Linked DNA regions of Homo sapiens: region 2 is linked to region 1. Evidence: chromatin loops called from intact Hi-C (ENCODE). Cell type or tissue: PC-3. All regions are shown on one strand. Each heading gives the region's core, and the rest is flanking DNA. Links, peaks and the distances in the headings are about the cores only.

What was found. Peaks named below come from ENCODE experiments on the same cell type or tissue, not always from the same donor. Only the 100,000 strongest peaks of a DNase experiment are listed, where the experiment ranks them.
Region 2: a loop joins it to region 1, with 6 times the contacts of the local background. A loop is called at or near these places in 3 of 110 quality-filtered maps.

The regions. Positions count from the first base shown.
Region 1 is chr18:67,860,286-67,868,615 of GRCh38, forward strand. All of the region lies in intron 3 of DSEL-AS1 (DSEL antisense RNA 1), which reads left to right. Among named protein-coding and RNA genes, the nearest start is that of LINC01903, 50 kb to the left of the region's middle. In PC-3, for the core only: a CTCF peak has its summit at 4,560 (motif pointing left); a DNase peak (open chromatin) is centred at 4,886; H3K27ac peaks cover 1,064 bases.
Region 2 is chr18:68,619,011-68,627,340 of GRCh38, forward strand. No RefSeq gene overlaps it. Among named protein-coding and RNA genes, the nearest start is that of TMX3, 92 kb to the right of the region's middle. In PC-3, for the core only: a CTCF peak has its summit at 4,528 (motif pointing left); a DNase peak (open chromatin) is centred at 4,541.

The DNA of each region.
Region 1 (8,330 bases), core at 127-8,126:
AAAATGCATACATTACAAGCCTGGATAGGAAAGAATTTAAAATCTGACACATGGTATCAATCAGGGGCCAGCAGCCAGTGCTAAGTTTAATAACCTCTTCTACCTATGTTGATGACAACTCGAAGAAATTCATGAGCTGTACAATTTCAAGAGGTTCTCCTCTTGTCTGATAGCAATTACCTGGGCTTCGCTTCTACAGCTCTAAGAGGTTATAAAAAAGTTCAGTATCTGTGAAGAAAAAGAACTCACCAATCTATATGAGAAAAGTAGGCATAAATTGTCACAAACAGTTTTGAAAAGTTATAAAGTTGGTTTTGTTCTTCAAATAATATGAACAGACAAGAGCATATTCATGCAGTATTTTATTATGTAATGTATACAATATTTACATATAAAGTCTTGTTAATATCTGACTATGACACATTTTGTTTTTACTATTGATATTTAATTGAAACTATATGTATTAACATTTCAGAGCTTTGCTATTGCAGCATTAAGACTTCTAAATTATATTAACAAAATATTCTGAAGTGTACTTTTTAAAATATACAGCATAGAAACAATAGTTTTACAGTGGTGTTAGATGAGGGTTACTAAAGATTCTTAGTAGATAATATTAAATAATATATTTCCATTTTAAATGAGATCTGACAAGCAAATCCAAAGAGACTGTCAGTATTTTTAATGAAAACTTCACTTTTAAAACTAGCACATCCTATACATATTTTACTGAGGTAAAGGGAAGAACATTTGACTTTGCAATTAGTGATTTTGCATTTTGCTGGTGAAATTAGCCTATGGCTTATATGAACTTTGATAATTAGTTATTAAATCATGAAGTATATGGGACAATTAAATAATACACTTTACCTCATACTTCACTATGCTTGTAAAATATTTTCTTACACCTTGCAATCAATTTGGCAACTTCTGAAAGAGTTCATGTTAAAACATCTCCACAACAGTAATAGTCAATGTGTCTATTTCTGTAAGAAAAGCATATCTTCATTCAGCTTGTTTTCACTGATCAATATGGCATATCAAACCAGAATGTCTTAAAAATGGGCAAAACAGAGAATATTTGCCTTATATTGATTTCATTTGCAAATTGTCAAATGAATGCTGGTATATGAGACACAAAAATAATTTTATGATGGAAGTGTGTAAGAGATTTCAATTTAAGAAAAATAAGGACATTTGTACCTATTAGTATTAAAAGTGATTTAATTTTTTGTGAACAAAAACATTAGTTTTACACTTTAAAATGGACGTACATTAACTTGAAAACCGAAACAAAATAATGAGTAATAAAAATGTGCCAAGTTTATGAAATATGAAGATAAGTTTAAACTGCACAGTTTACATATACTGTTATTGATTAATATTTACATGCTTTACAAGAACAAAATAAAGAACCAAACAAAAATTTAAGAATAAAGTCCCGTAGCACAGCTGTGGCACTGAAAAATACACACACATACACACACACACGCACATACACACACACTATTTTGGTCCTCCATATAAATAAAAAGTAAGTGAAATAAGAAACACATTTGAATTAGAAGTGTGTGCACAATGTATATACCAGTAAAATATGTGTAAGGAAATAAATGTGAATTGATTCCATCATTATATATTTGAGATTGATTTTACTGTTGAGATATGTTGAGTAGCACCATTTGATGATTAGGTGGGAACATTATGACACTGGTTCACTAATAGTAAGTACAAATTTTTCTCCTAAAGGTTTTCTTATGGTAACTTTTACTGAAACTTGATATGTTAATTTTTCCTGAAGTAATAGCCGAACATTAATTATTATCAACATTATCTAAGATATAAGTCTGAACTAGGATATTTATAATGGAAATGTGGTAGACAGAGGCACTTTATTTTGGTCTTAAAAACTTCTGTTTAACATATTTCAGTCTTCTGTTCTATGGTAATACCAAAAATAACACTTTAAAAAAATTCAAGGAATGTTAGACATCAGGCTCACTACAGAACTATTTGCAAAGTAACTTCAAATTCCATACTTGCTACAAATGGAATGAATGCAGGGCAATAAAGAAAATATGCAAATCCTTTTATTTTTGTATCAATATATGATTTTGTATGCCAGAAGATATTGGAATTGTGTGAGCTGGTAGATTTGAAAGAAATACAAAAGAAAAACAGGAATGGTAAAGAATGATGCAAGGTAAATTTTAATACTACTGGAATGTAGACTGTTATCATTTTGCAATTCAAATCCAATAAATTTGATTTTAGTAAACTCGATTGAGTTTACTATATAGGTTGTTGCAAACATAATTGCAGTTTTGGCCATTAAACGTAATGGCCAAACCATTGTAATGGCCAAACAGCAATTACTTTTGCACCAACCTAATAAAAAAGTTCTAAGAAATGGATATAGCTATCATTCCCTTGACCCGATCACCTTCCTTTCTTAGTAATCTTACTAAAACCTTAGTAATGTTACTTAGTAATATATCTAAAACCTTAGTTTTTTAGTAAATACTCTTAGATTTTAAATTCAAATATCTCTATCAGAATTTTCATCCAGGAATACTCCTTCTATGTGAAATAATTTATTATGTTCCATTTATTCTGCTTCATGTAATGTTGGCATAATTATAAGGGAGTGATATACTCTTATTTAAATTGTATTTTTTCTACAGCTGAGAATTTTTTTTTTAAAGGAAACCACCATATTGGGTAAACTAGCATCTGCATGTAGGAAATAACAAACTGTCAAAATATTGATGATTCAATGTAAATAACCTCATCCTGGTTAAAGTAAAACACCAGCTTTATTAAGGCCACATATTTTTCCTAAATAACACATTATTTTAAAATTTTATGTATATATTTCAGAAAATTCCCTCTACCATGTTATGTGAAGCATTATAAAAGTAAAATGTTTTCAGATAGACCTGTAGCTAATATTATTTTAAAATTGGGCCCACAAATAAGAAACACACTTTCAAAATGAAAGAACTCTTTTGTTTTGAATCATGAACTCTGACATTTGCTAATTTGCATAATAATAGTCAACTAGCTCATCCTTCTATAACTTGGGTAGAAAAATAAACGACCAAATAAACAACTTGAGAATAAAGCCCATAGCATAATAGTAGTACTTAAAAATACACAAACACACACACTATATTTGATCCTCTACAAGTTAAATCACATCACTACTCATTGGATAAATGTAAACCAAAACCACAAAGAAATATCATCTCATACCAGTCAGAATGACTTTTATTAAAAAGTATAAAAACAACAGAATCTGGCAAGGCTGTGGCAAAAAGCAAATGCTTATACACGGTTGGTGGAAATGTAAACTAGTTTAGTCACTGTGGAAAGCAGTTTGGAGATTTCTCAAAGAACTTAAAACAGAACTACCATTCCACCCAGCAGTCCCATTACTGGGTATATACCCAAAAGAAAACACATTGTTCTACCAAAAAGACACATGTACTTGTGTGTTCATCACTGTGCTATTCACAGTAAAAAAGTCATGGAGTTAACCTAGGTGCCCATCAGCTGTGGATTGGATAAAGAAAATCTGCTATATATACATCATGGAATACTATGCAGTCATAAAAAAGAGTGAAATCATATCCTTTGCAGCAACATGGATGCAGATGGAGCCATAATCCTTAGCAAGTTAATAAAGGAATGGAAAACTAAATGCCACATGTTATATCTTATAAGTGGGAGATGAACTTTGAGTACTCGTGGACATAAAGATGACAACAATACACACCGGAAACTATCGGGAAGAGGGAGGGGTCAAGATTTTTAAAAATCTCCATTGGGTACTATGCTCACTACCTGGGTGATGGGATCAATCATACTTCAAACATCAGCATCACACCATATATTCATGTAACGAACCTACACATGTACCCCTGAATCTAAAATAAAAGTCGAAAAAGATGTTTGAATCAATAGTGTGTACACAATGTGTGTGTGTGTGTGTGCGTGTGTGTGTGTATATAAGTATGTAATCAGTTAATATGTGCAAGAAAATACAACTGGAGGCCGGGCGCGGTGGCTCACGCCTGTAATCCCAGCACTTTGGGAGGCTGAGGCTGGCGGATCACAAGGTCAGGATATCGAGACCATCCTGGCTAACGCGGTGAAACCCTGTCTCTACTAAAAATACAAAAAAATTAGCCGGGCGTGGTGGCGGGCGCCAGTAGTCCCAGCTACTGGGGAGTCCGAGGCAGGAGAATGGCGTGAACCCAGGAGGCGGAGCTTGCAGTGAGCTGAGATTGCACCACTGCACTCGAGCCTGGGCGAAAGAGCGAGACTCTGTCTCAAAAAAAAAAAAAAAACAAAAAAAAAAAAACAAAAAAAAAAAAAGAAAATACAGCTGGATCCTATCATGATATATTTGAGATTGATATTATTGTTGGGAGGCTACTCTCTTGGGGGAAAAAGAAATAGACCCTCGTTATGTCCCAAATCTGTTCCTATTTTGCACCTGTACCTTTACTTGGCTAGAGAAAAATGAAATTGAGAAACATAAATTGCAAGTTGGTGCCACCTGTTGAACTGTCATTGATGTTACTGTTGAGTTTGCTTTTCTATATTTTTTAATGGCTATATTAGTCATTCTCCTTTTTCCTCAGTTTTCTCACATCTCTTCACCACTCTTACATACAGGGGCTGACGTTGCTTCTTAATTCAGTAAGAAAATTCCAGTTCTCACAAAATAAATTTCAAAACCTCCCCAACTCACAACTTCTCACTTACTGGCATTAGTGCCATATAGTACATCTTCCCTCTTGTTTTTTTTTATGAGACAGCACATTCCTGAGATGGGGAAAAGTCATATAAAAGTATGACACACAACAAATTATCAGTATTATTGCATGTAAAAGAATTTAGATACTGCAGAAACAAAAACAAGTGTTACCAAGTCCACATGGCTTGGTTTTCCTGAACAGCTAAGCAGTTCTTTTCAGCACATTTATCTTTTCAGAACCTTCCTCTTTAAGAAACCTGTGAGTCACTTGTGCATGGCTTTGTCCCATCTTGACCTCTTCAGGGCATTAGGACAACTATTTTCCTCTGTCCCTGGTATCCTCAGGATTACCCTCATCTGCATTTGAATATTGCTCTCATATAAAAAGTTACTTCTTGGACCTCCCCATTAACACCAGATCCATCTTTTTTTCTTGATTTTCCAGTCTTTCCCTGCTATCTCTGTATTAAAACTGTTCTTGTAAAAAGCCCCTAATAACTGACAACGACTGAATGTAGAGTAAATTCTCAGTATCCCTCTTGCGTAACCTTTCCATAACTTCTCAGCCTTATTTAACAGTGCCGATTATTTCCTTTTCCTTACAATACTGTTCCTAGACCATGCTTTCATGGCTTTCCTCCTATTTCGCCACTACCCTTCCCATTTTTCCTTTGGTGCTTCCCTTACTTTCTCTTAATTGACTGTGGTGATTCCCAGGGCTTAGTCTTTGAATTCTTCCCATTTTATATCCACATTTATTCCCTTGATCTTCTCTAGAAATATCTTCAAATATATCTCAAGTTGGTATGTCAGCATGGACCAGTCCTGTTAACTCGAGTCTGTATTCTGCTGCTTATGTGAAATCTGCAACAGTTCCTCTTTTGAACATGCTGATCTTAACATACCCAAGGCTAAATATCTGGTTTCCTCAATGTGACCTGATAGAGTTTTATACTTCATTTTCCTCATAATGAACACACAATAGCGTCATTCTTAGCTTTTTTCTTTCACATCCAAATCTATCTGATCCATAAATCCTGTTGACTCAACTTTCAAAATATTTAGAATCTCATCACTTTGGAAACCCTGGATAATTAGATCCAAGCTTAGAAGATACTTTCTATGGACTGTTGCAAATGTCCCCTACAAATGATTTCACTGCTCCCCCTTTTGTCGCTCACAGTGTCTTCTTAAACCAGCAGCCAATATGATCTTATTAAAATGAAAGACAGATGCTAATGGCACTTTTCTCAAACCCTTCGATGGTTTTCTGTTTCTATACTAAAAGCTAAATGAACTTTCCAAATATTTCCTCTCCGATTACTCCATTCCAGTCTCCTCTGCCTGGCCTGCAACAGGCATGCTGTTTCCTCACAGCCATGGACATGATAGCCTTCTGCCTGAAGAAATCTGTCCCCACACTTACAAATAGTTTGTTCACTCACCTGACCCCAGTCCTTGTTCAATCACAACCCACCTATTGAGGCCAACACTGATTGCTCCTTTTAAAAATATTAACAACAATCACCCATGGTTCCCATTGCCTTTACATTGTCTTGTTTCCTTCCTTTGTTCTTAACACCTTCTAAGATATTATATCATTACTTTATTATGTTTATTGTTATGGTTCGGAGATATTTTCAAATTTTTACTTTGTATAGTATGTATCTGGAGCAGTATTCAACAAAATACTATATTTGGAATCCAAGTGTTTATTATGGCTTTTAAAAAAATTAGTCTGTAGATTAAAAATAAATACATAAAGCTAGCCAAATAAATATGCCTACCTCTTGTGTTTTGCACTGACAATCCAAAGGATCATGTGACTGTAGAATGTTCCATTCTATTTGCTTGGGCAGATGAGGCAGGAGAGGAAGAGCAGGGTGAGAGAGGCAGAAGCAGAGGAGGTGTGCAGTGAGAGGCAGACGGTATGCAGAAACTCAGAGGACTCATATTTATCTACCTTATTTGTTTTCTTGGTTTATGGTTTGGCCTTAAGATATTCCATCATTTTAATTCTAATTTTCAGCAGCTAGAAATATTTATATTGGTAGCTAAATTAATATAATGTGGAAATATTGGCATTGTAAGCACCCAAAGGAATAATAATTAATTTTGCTATGGAGTAATGTTTTAGATTTATCTTTCCCTTTGCATGGAATTTAAATCATATTGTCCCTTATGAGTACAAAATAGCTTACCTGCAAGTCTAGCTCACTTTGAATCAATGATTACAACTGATAACACTGTATGTCATGTTTCAGAGCAAAACCGCTGATGTCTTTAAAATTAAAGTCATTGGCATAGTCTACTTTATGAGTTAGGTATGACTGAGTTAGGCTCTTTCTTTGATCTATAGATTTAAATTTTCAGTTTATCTTAAATTGAACTATTAGTAGAGAAAATTAATTGCAGTTATGCTAGTCTACTAAAAATAAGAGATCACTGGATTGCATATGAAAAGGAATAATTTCCATTCTTCATGTAGCTTTGCTATCACCTGTAACGACATAGTTGAACTACAGGTATTAAGATATACTTTACTTTTCAAAGAATCTGCGTTACATAACAGTCATTGATAACTCTTTTTTTTTGTTTTTTGGTAGTGTTAATGCAAGATATTACTATGTTAAATCCTAATTTGCATATATCCTAGTTCATTTTAAAAAACATGATTCTTATAATTAAGAATGTAATGAATGTTACATCTTCAGTTAACCATGCTAAAATTTGTGCTGGTCTTTAGGAATGAGCGAAAAATTGTAAATTAAAATGTTTGGTTCTGTATTTGCTAGATTTGGATACCAGAGCAAGTTACCCACATACTTTCTATATTTTTATAGAAATTACTGATTTATAGTATGTATTTATATTTTTCTTCATGTGTGCAAAGGTATTACTATTTTCAAAATGTTAATGTTTATAAATGAAAGAATATGTATACTCATTTCAGAATGGGTGGAAATAAAATTCAAGTTTAGACATTGGTATTTTAAACATAATGATATTAGATTCTGTATTTCTCTCAATGAAAACAATATATGAGCAGACAGTTAATGTCCTCATGTCTTTTAAAAATAGCTCTTTTCTTTGGATGTATATTTTATAAATTAATTAAGTAAAAATGTGAATAGGTGTTTGCTATAATAAGCTTAATTTATGCACAACAATAAATATGTCACCATTTATTCTAAGAATAAGAAAACTACTAATTCAGTATTGATAAGGTTAAATATTGCTAAAACATTGACTGCTCAGGAGACATAGAAGGTTTTCTTGTAAATATGATAATATAGAAAATGGAATACAGCTATATTATCTCTATACTTATAGTTGCCTGTCTTTCTATAATCTGTCTCTATTATCTATGTATCTATCCTTTGATCAAACTTTAATATGCATTACACAGTTTTCAGAAACACATTTAATATAAATTAAGTCTACTACCATCCTAAATTTTGGAATGACCCCCAATAAGTTCCTCTGTGAATTACAACATAATTCTGAAATTAGGAAGGGATTCAAATTGAGCTGTGGACTCTCAAAATTGGTTCTCGCATTAGAT
Region 2 (8,330 bases), core at 298-8,297, 760 kb after region 1:
CAGTGAAACAATTCTACAGGATACTGTAATTGTGGATACATGTCATTATACATTGGTCAAAAACCCATAAAATGTACCACACAAAGAGTAGGCCCTGATACAAACTATGGGCATTAGTTGATGTGTCAATATTTGCTCATCAATTGTTACAAAATGTATCACATTAATGGAAAATGTTTATAATAGGGGAAACTGGAGGAGTTAAAGAGTAAATTAGAATTCTGTGCTTTATGTACAATTTTTCTATAAAACTTAAACTACTCACAAAATAAAGTATAATAACTTTTTTTTTTTTTTTTTGAGACAGTCTGGCTCTGTCGCCCAGGCTGGAGTGCAGTGGCGCGATCTCAGCTCACTGCAACCTCCACCTCCTGGGTTCAAGCGATTCTCCTGCCTCAGCCTCCCGAGTAGCTGGGACTGCAGGTGCGTGCCGCCACGCCCAGCTAATTTTTGTATTTTTAGTAGAGATGCGGTTTCACCATGTTGGCCAGGATGGTCTCGATCTCTTGACCTTGTGATCCACACTTCATGCTAAAAACGCTCAATAAACAAAGTATTGGTGGAACATAGCTCAAAATAATAACAGCCATTTATGACAAATCCACATCCAATATCATACTGAATGGGCAAAAGCTGGAAGCATTCCCCTTGAAAACCGGCACAAGACAGGATGCCCTCTCTCACCACTCCTATTTGACATATTATTGGAAGTTCTGGCCAGGGTAATCAGGCAAGAGAAAGAAAGGTATTCAAATAGGAAGAGAGGAAGTCAAACTGTCTCTGTTTGCCGGCAACATGATCCTATATCTAGAAAACCCCATCGTCTCAGCCCAAAAGCTCCGTAAGCTGATGAGCAACTTCAACAAAATCTCAGGATACACAATAAATGGGCAAAAGTCACAAGCATTCCTATACACCAACAGTAGACAAGCAGAGAGCCAAATCATAAATGAACTCCCATTCACAATTGTTACAAAGAATAAAATATCTAGGAATACGACTAGCAAGGGATGTGAAGGACCTCTTCAAGAATTGCAAACCTCTGCTCAAGGAAGTAAGAGAGGACACAAATAAATGGTAAGACATTTCATGCCCGTGGATAGGAAGAAACAGTATCATGAAAATGGCCATACTGCCCAAAGTAATTTATAGATTCAATACTATTCCCATTCAACTACCACTGACATTCTTCCATTGAATTAATTCAATGGATTAATTAATTAAATTAACCATTGAATTAAAAAACAAAGCTACTTTAAAATTCATATGGAATCAAAACAGAGCCCGTATAGCCAAAAAAATCCTAAGCAAAATGAAAGAAGCTGAAGGTATTATGCTACCTTACTTCAAACTATATTACAAGGCTACAATAACAAAAACATCATGATACTGGTAAAAAGCAGACACATAGACCAGTAGTACAGAATAGAGATCTCAGAAGTAAGGCCACACATCTACGACCATCTGATCTTCAGCAAACCTAACAAAAATAAGCAATGGGGAAAGCATTTCCTATTTAATAAATGGTGCTGGGAAAACTGGCTAGCCATACGCAGAAAATTGAAACCGGAAACCTTCCTTATACCTTATAGAAAAATTAACTCAAGAGATGGATTAAAGACTTCAATGTAAACCTGAAGCTATAAAAACCCTAGAAGAAAATCTAGGCAATACCATTCAAGACGTAGGCACGGGCAAAGATTTCATGATGAAATCAACAAAAGCAAAAGTTGACAAATGGGATCTAATTAAACTAAACAGCTTCTGCACAGCAAAATAAACTATTATCAGAGCAAACAGACAACCTACAGAATGGGAGAAAATGTTTGCAATCTATCCATCTGACAAAGGTCTAAGATCCAGAATCTACAAGGAACTTAAATTTACAAGAAAAAAAAATCAAAAAGTAGGCAAAGGACATAGACGTTTCTTAAAAGAGAACATTTATGTGGCCGACAAACTTATTAAAAAAAAGCTCAACATCACTGATTATTAGAGAAATAAAAAATCAAAACCACAATGAGGTATCGTCTCATACCAGTCAGAATAGCGATTATTAAAAAGTCAAGAAACAACAGATGCTGGTGAGTCTGTGGAGAAATGGAAATACTTTTACACTGCTGGTGGGAATGTAAATTAGTTCAACCATTGTGGAAGACAGTGTGGCAATTCCTCAAAGATTTAGAAATAGAAATACCATTTGACCTACAATCCCATTATGGGGTATATACCCAAAGGAATATAAGTCATTCTATTATAAAGATACATGCACCCATATATTCATTGCAGCACTATTCACAATAGCAAAGAAATGGAATCAACCCAAATGCCCATTTTTGAAAGACTGGATAAAGAAAATGTGGTACATACACACCATGGAATACTATTCAGCCACAAAAAGGAAAAAGATCATGTCCTTTGCGAGAACATGGATGGAGCTGGAAACCATTATCCTCAGCAAACTAACACAGGAACAGAAAAGCAAACACCGCATGTTCTCACTTATAAGTGGAAGCTGAACAATGAGAATACATAGACACGGGGAGGGGAATAATGCACACTGGGGCCTGTCAGGGGCTGGGAGGAGGAACAGCATCAGGATAAATAGCTAATGCATGTGAGGCTTAATACCTAGGTGATGGGTTGGTAGGTGCAGCAAACCACCATGACACACATTTGCCTACATAACAAAGCTGCATGTCCTGTACATGTATCCCAGAAGTTAAAATTACAATAAAATTAAATAAAAAAAGAAATTACCCAGCATGTAAAAATCAAGAATTCTAAATATATATACATTTAATTTGTTAGACGTCTCTAATCTTTTTTTCAAATAACCCTATTTTTATTTGTCTCTCTTTTCAAGCACTACATTTCTTCCTAAGCAAAATGAAACCTCTCCACTCTTAATTATTTTTGCCAAAATTTTTTTTTCAGTGAACCAGGTTTTGGTTTTCTTAGGTAAGTTTGCTATTTGCATTTTTTAAACTGTTTATTTTCTATTTTAGTCCTTTCTACTTTCCTTTATATTAATTTTGACATTGTACTTACTTTAGATTTATTTTTGTCCTTTTGTTTCTTGAATTGAATATTTAATTACCTTTACCTTTTTTCTTTTTAATAAATGTATTTAAAGCAATACAATTTTTTTTTACAGTCTCGCTCTGTCACCCAGGCTGGAGGGCAGTGGCACGATCTCGACTCACTGCAACCTCCACCTCCTGGGTTCAAGTGATTCTTCTGTCCCAGCCTCCTGAGTAGCTGGGATTACAGGCATGTGCCACCACATAGAGCAATACAATTTTTGTCAGTATTGGTGTGATTACTTTCCACCATTCCTAACTTGCAGTCCTCTCATTATCCTCTATGAATAGTTTGCAGTTTAGAATTTGACAAACTTCAAAAAAATAAAAATACTTTTACAAATAAATGTTAAATACAATGCATAGGATTTATTTTGACTTCATAGTAGTCAGAAAAGAGTGATTGTATCATTATTTCTTTGGGGACTTAATGTAATATTTGTGGCTTAATACAGGGTAAATTTCTGTGACTATTCATCAACGTTTGAAAATAATATGAAATCCCTCTTGGAGGTATGTTTTTATGAAGGCTCCGGCTTCCTAATTGCATGATTCAATCCACAGTATTCATACTTATTTCTCCCTATTTGGTCTAACTTTTGCCAAGATAATTTTTAATGTTTCTTATACTGATCACTCTTTTCATATTCTTGTATTTTCATCAAATTCTATTCCAGATATTTCAAACCTGTAATAAGCATGCACATTCATAACTTTCATGCTTCCTTGTTGGAAGTGTATTCTATCAATATGAAATATTTCTCTGAATTATCTTTTAGTCATTTTAATATCAAACTCCACGTTATTAAAGAATACTGTGTAATCTGTGATGTTTAATTTGCCAGGGATTATTATTCTTTCTTCTCTCTCTGTTTCTCATGTTTGTTCTTGCTTTTTCACTGCCTTCTTTTTCCTTTTCATAAGAAAAGCTTGTGGGGAAAACGTCTAATTGTGCTAAAGGAAAAATGAAAGAAGAATAAGTTTCCTCTTTTTAGCTAATCAAAATGTCTTATACTTACTTGAAATATTCTTCTAGAAATCTAAATTATGAATCTGTTATATTTTTCATTATTTTAAGCATTATGATTTTAGAAGAGTTAGAGCTATGACTCAAAGCCTTTTTCTAAAGTAAAGGTCATTTTACAGAAAATTATTTACATTATTCTGTACCTTTTCAGTCGATAAAATTTCAAAACTCAAATTTGTCAATTCTCATACCTCTACTCTGTAGAAAACAGGGACATAATTTTTAACATTGCAGATTTGACAGCAACCACGAATGGCAAGGGAGAAAGTGCATGATTTAAAAAATTTAAACCTTATTTTTAAAAACAAGGAAAGCAGGACAAAATTGTCAGAGAATAAGGGAAATGAGGGTAACCCCATAAACTGCTGTCACAAACCACTCACATTTTGCTGCAGGCTTCCTCTTGAGAGGGTTTGCTGCCCCCTCTTGGCCTTTGCAGTGGGATGCAAAAGAAAAACGGAAAAAACAGGCATCAAAGAGGCTTAACAAAAGCGCTTGAGTCTAAAATATTTTGAAGAACAATGTATGTGCTGTATGAAACAACCTTTGTGGAGGAGTCTGTGACTCTCTAAGGCTGCCCCACTCTCCAGTCCCTTAACAAGAGAAAGCTGCCTGTAATCCCAGCACTTTGGGAGGCCGAGGCGGGTGGATCACGAGGTCAGGAGATCGAGACCATCCTGGCTAACACGGTGAAACTCTGTCTCTACTAAAAATACAAAAAATTAGCCGGGCGTGGTGGCGGGCACCTGTAGTCCCAGCTACTTGGGAGGCTGAGGCAGGAGAATGGCGCGAACCCGGGAGGCGGAGCTTGCGGTGAGCGGAGATCGCGCCACTAGACTCCAGCCCGGGCGACAGAGCGAGACTCCGTCTCAAAAAAAAAAAAAAAAAAAAAAAAAAAAGAGAAAGCTGACGTTAAGGATCTTCCTGCCTTGTGAATTGTCATGCTCTGTGTAATTGGATCCCACCCACTGACTGGGCTCCCGGGACAAGGCCACCATCTACATCCTCTGAACAAACTAGGCTGCATGACATAAACCCCACACAAAACTGAGCAATAAAAGTGTTTCATGTTGAAAGATAAGTAAATCGTTTTTCAGAACATACTAAGAGCAGTATAGGAAATAAGAGAAGCAGCAGGTAAAAATTGAAGTACATAAAGCCAGAAGCAGAGATTATTACAAAGAGAGATGAAAACAAGGGAGAGAAAACTAATTTAAAAAAAAAAGAGTTTGCTAGAACTCAAAACCCAAAAGCTGTGACTATGCTACCCTGCATTGTTGCACTTTGCACATGTGACGACATTCACAATCTTGAGATGGAGAGAGTATCCTGGATTATCTAAGCGGGCCCAATGTAGTCACATGAGTCCTTCCTAGAAAAAGCAGGAAAGTCGGAATTGAAGAATGATACAAAGATGGAAGCAGACTCAGACAGAAAGAGAAAGCGGGAGAAAAAGCGAGCGAGCGAGAGAGAGAGAGATTTAAAGATAGTACACTCCTGATTTCGAAGATGGAGGAATGTTGATGAGCCCAGGAATGCTGGTGGCATCTAGAAACCAGAAAGGTAAGCAAATTCTCTCCTAAAGGCTCAAAGAGCATAGCCTTTCTCACCCATTTTGAACTTCCGACCTCCAAAACCATAACAAATTTTTCTTGTTTTAAACCACTAATTTTGTAGTAATTTGTTACGGCAGCAAGAGGAAACCAATACACATGTTTCTGGATTTCTTAGAGAAACTTCAAATTTGCTGTTTCCCCTCCTGTTCCATTGACATGCTCCTACATTTTACTTACATTCCCTATTCTCACAATGTTATTCAACATCCCTATATTCTTCTGTATTTCCTATATGGTCATTCTTTATAATAGCAATATCATAATCCATAAACAGTACATCTAAATTTCCAAACCAAAATAGTGTCTTATTACAAACATGTCTTAAATTCACCTTTTTTTCTATTTTGACTGCTACTTCCTTAGTTCTCTTCTGTCTTATCACATATTTGAATTATAAGAACAAGAAACTAATGTTTTCTAGTCTCCAAATGATTCCCAATCAATTTCATACTATGAAATTATCTTTACATGAAAGCCTTTTTTTTTGGCGGGGCGGAGGTCGTCTCGCTCTGTTGCCCAGGCTGGAGTGCAGTGGCACGATCTTGGCTCACTGCAACCTCCGCCTCCCAGGTTCATGCCATTCTCCTGCCTCAGCCTCCTGAGTAGCTGGGACTACAGGTACCCGCCACCACGCCCGGCTAATTTTTGTATTTTTAGTAGAGATGGGGTTTCAACATGTTGGCCAGGGTGGTCTCGATCTCCTGACCTCGTGATCCGCCCGCCTCTGCCTCCCGAAGTGCTGGGATTACAGTTGTGAGTCACCGCACCCGGCCTATGTAACAGTCTTATGCCTTTAAAAAAAAAAAAATTCTATTGGCCAGGCGCAGTGGTTGTCACACCTGTAATCCCAGCACTTTGAGAGGCCAAGGCGGGTAGATCACGAGGTGAGAAGATCGAGGCCATCCTGGCCAAAATGGTGAAACCCCGTCTCTACTAAAAATACAAAAATTAGCCGGGCATGGTGGCGGGTGCCTGTAGTCCCAGCTACTCGGGAGGCTGAGGCAGGAGAATGGCGTGAACCCGGGAGGCGGAGCTTGCAGTGAGGCGAGATCACGCCACTGCACTCCAGGCTGGGCAACGGAGCGAGGCTCCATCTCAAAAAAGAACAAAATGAAACAAACAAAAAAAAAACTTCCGTTTTTCTCCACTACCTATAGGACACCAATTAGAATAATTAACTTAGAAGAGCAATTAAGTATAATGCGAAGATGCCCAGGAGAATAAATTATAATATTTTATTGAGATATTAAAGACCTGGATCTTGTGGACAGAAAAGTATTCCTTTAAAAGTACTCAAAAATATTGAAAATAGAAAAAAAATTAAGGTTATTTGTACTAAAATAAGAATAATTATCAAAAAATAAAATATTCTATTAAAATTATGCTATATTTTATATTATGCCATAAAAAGTAAAAATTATCTTTTAAATATTAAAAAAGTTACACACTGGAAATAATACCTTCAATACATATACTGATCAAAGATTAGTTATACAAGTATAACTAATAACAAAGACATGAATATAAAGAAATATATATGACTAGTAACACATTTGACTAATAATCATGAATATCAGTGTCAGGAAAATGCAAATCAAGACCACGTTGAAATACCAGTCTATGCCGCAAAATATTATAAAGAAATAAAAACACATTGATTACAATGACTCTCAACATACAGATAATCTTACAAAGACTCCCAAATAGTTATAGGTACCACAGCTTATTTTTGTTTTATATAGCTTTAAACAATTAAGAATTTAAAAATACATCTTCTTTTACAATTTAAATGAAAAGCAATGGAATCATTGATACAGGATTCATTAATACAAGAATCATTGAATGGAGAGAGGTAAAGGGATGGGACAGTGGAAGTAAATGATTTTATCTGGGTCACTGTCAAAGTTTTAACTTCTATTTTGGAAGGCAGTTTGATGGGTATTTATTATATCAATAAAAATAACTAAGTAGTCATCATGGAATAATAATGAGAGTACACCTTCAACAAAGAATTATGATTAATCCAGTTTTGTGTGTCTGCAGTTCAAAGGGTGGAGAGATGGGATGGGATGGGATGGGATGGGATGGGATGGGATGGGATGGGATGGGATGGGATGGGATGGGATGGGATGGGATGAGCAGGGCAGGGCAGGGCTACTGTCTCTGGAGCACTCTTTCTGTGGCAGTCCTTTGCTTGCTGCATTTGCATATATCCTAACGGAAGGGAAGGGAAGGGAAAGGGAGGGGAGGGGAGAGGAGGGGAGGGGAGAGCAGGGCTACTGTCTTTTGAGCACTTATTCTGCAGCAGTCCTTTGCTTGCTGCATTTGCATATGTCCCGATCAGTGCCCGTATATATCTTCTTTGTATAAGAATACTACTACTATTATGATTATTTAATAATAATAAGTATAACAATAGTATATTAGTATTATTAAGTATAATACTAGTAGTAGCATTAGCATAATACTATAATAGTATTAATAATATACTATTATACTTATTAAGTATTGTACTTAAGTATAAGACTATAATAATACTATTATTATACTATAATTTTCTTGTTAAGAAATACAAGCTCTAGGAGTCTTAAGAAACCATGCTGA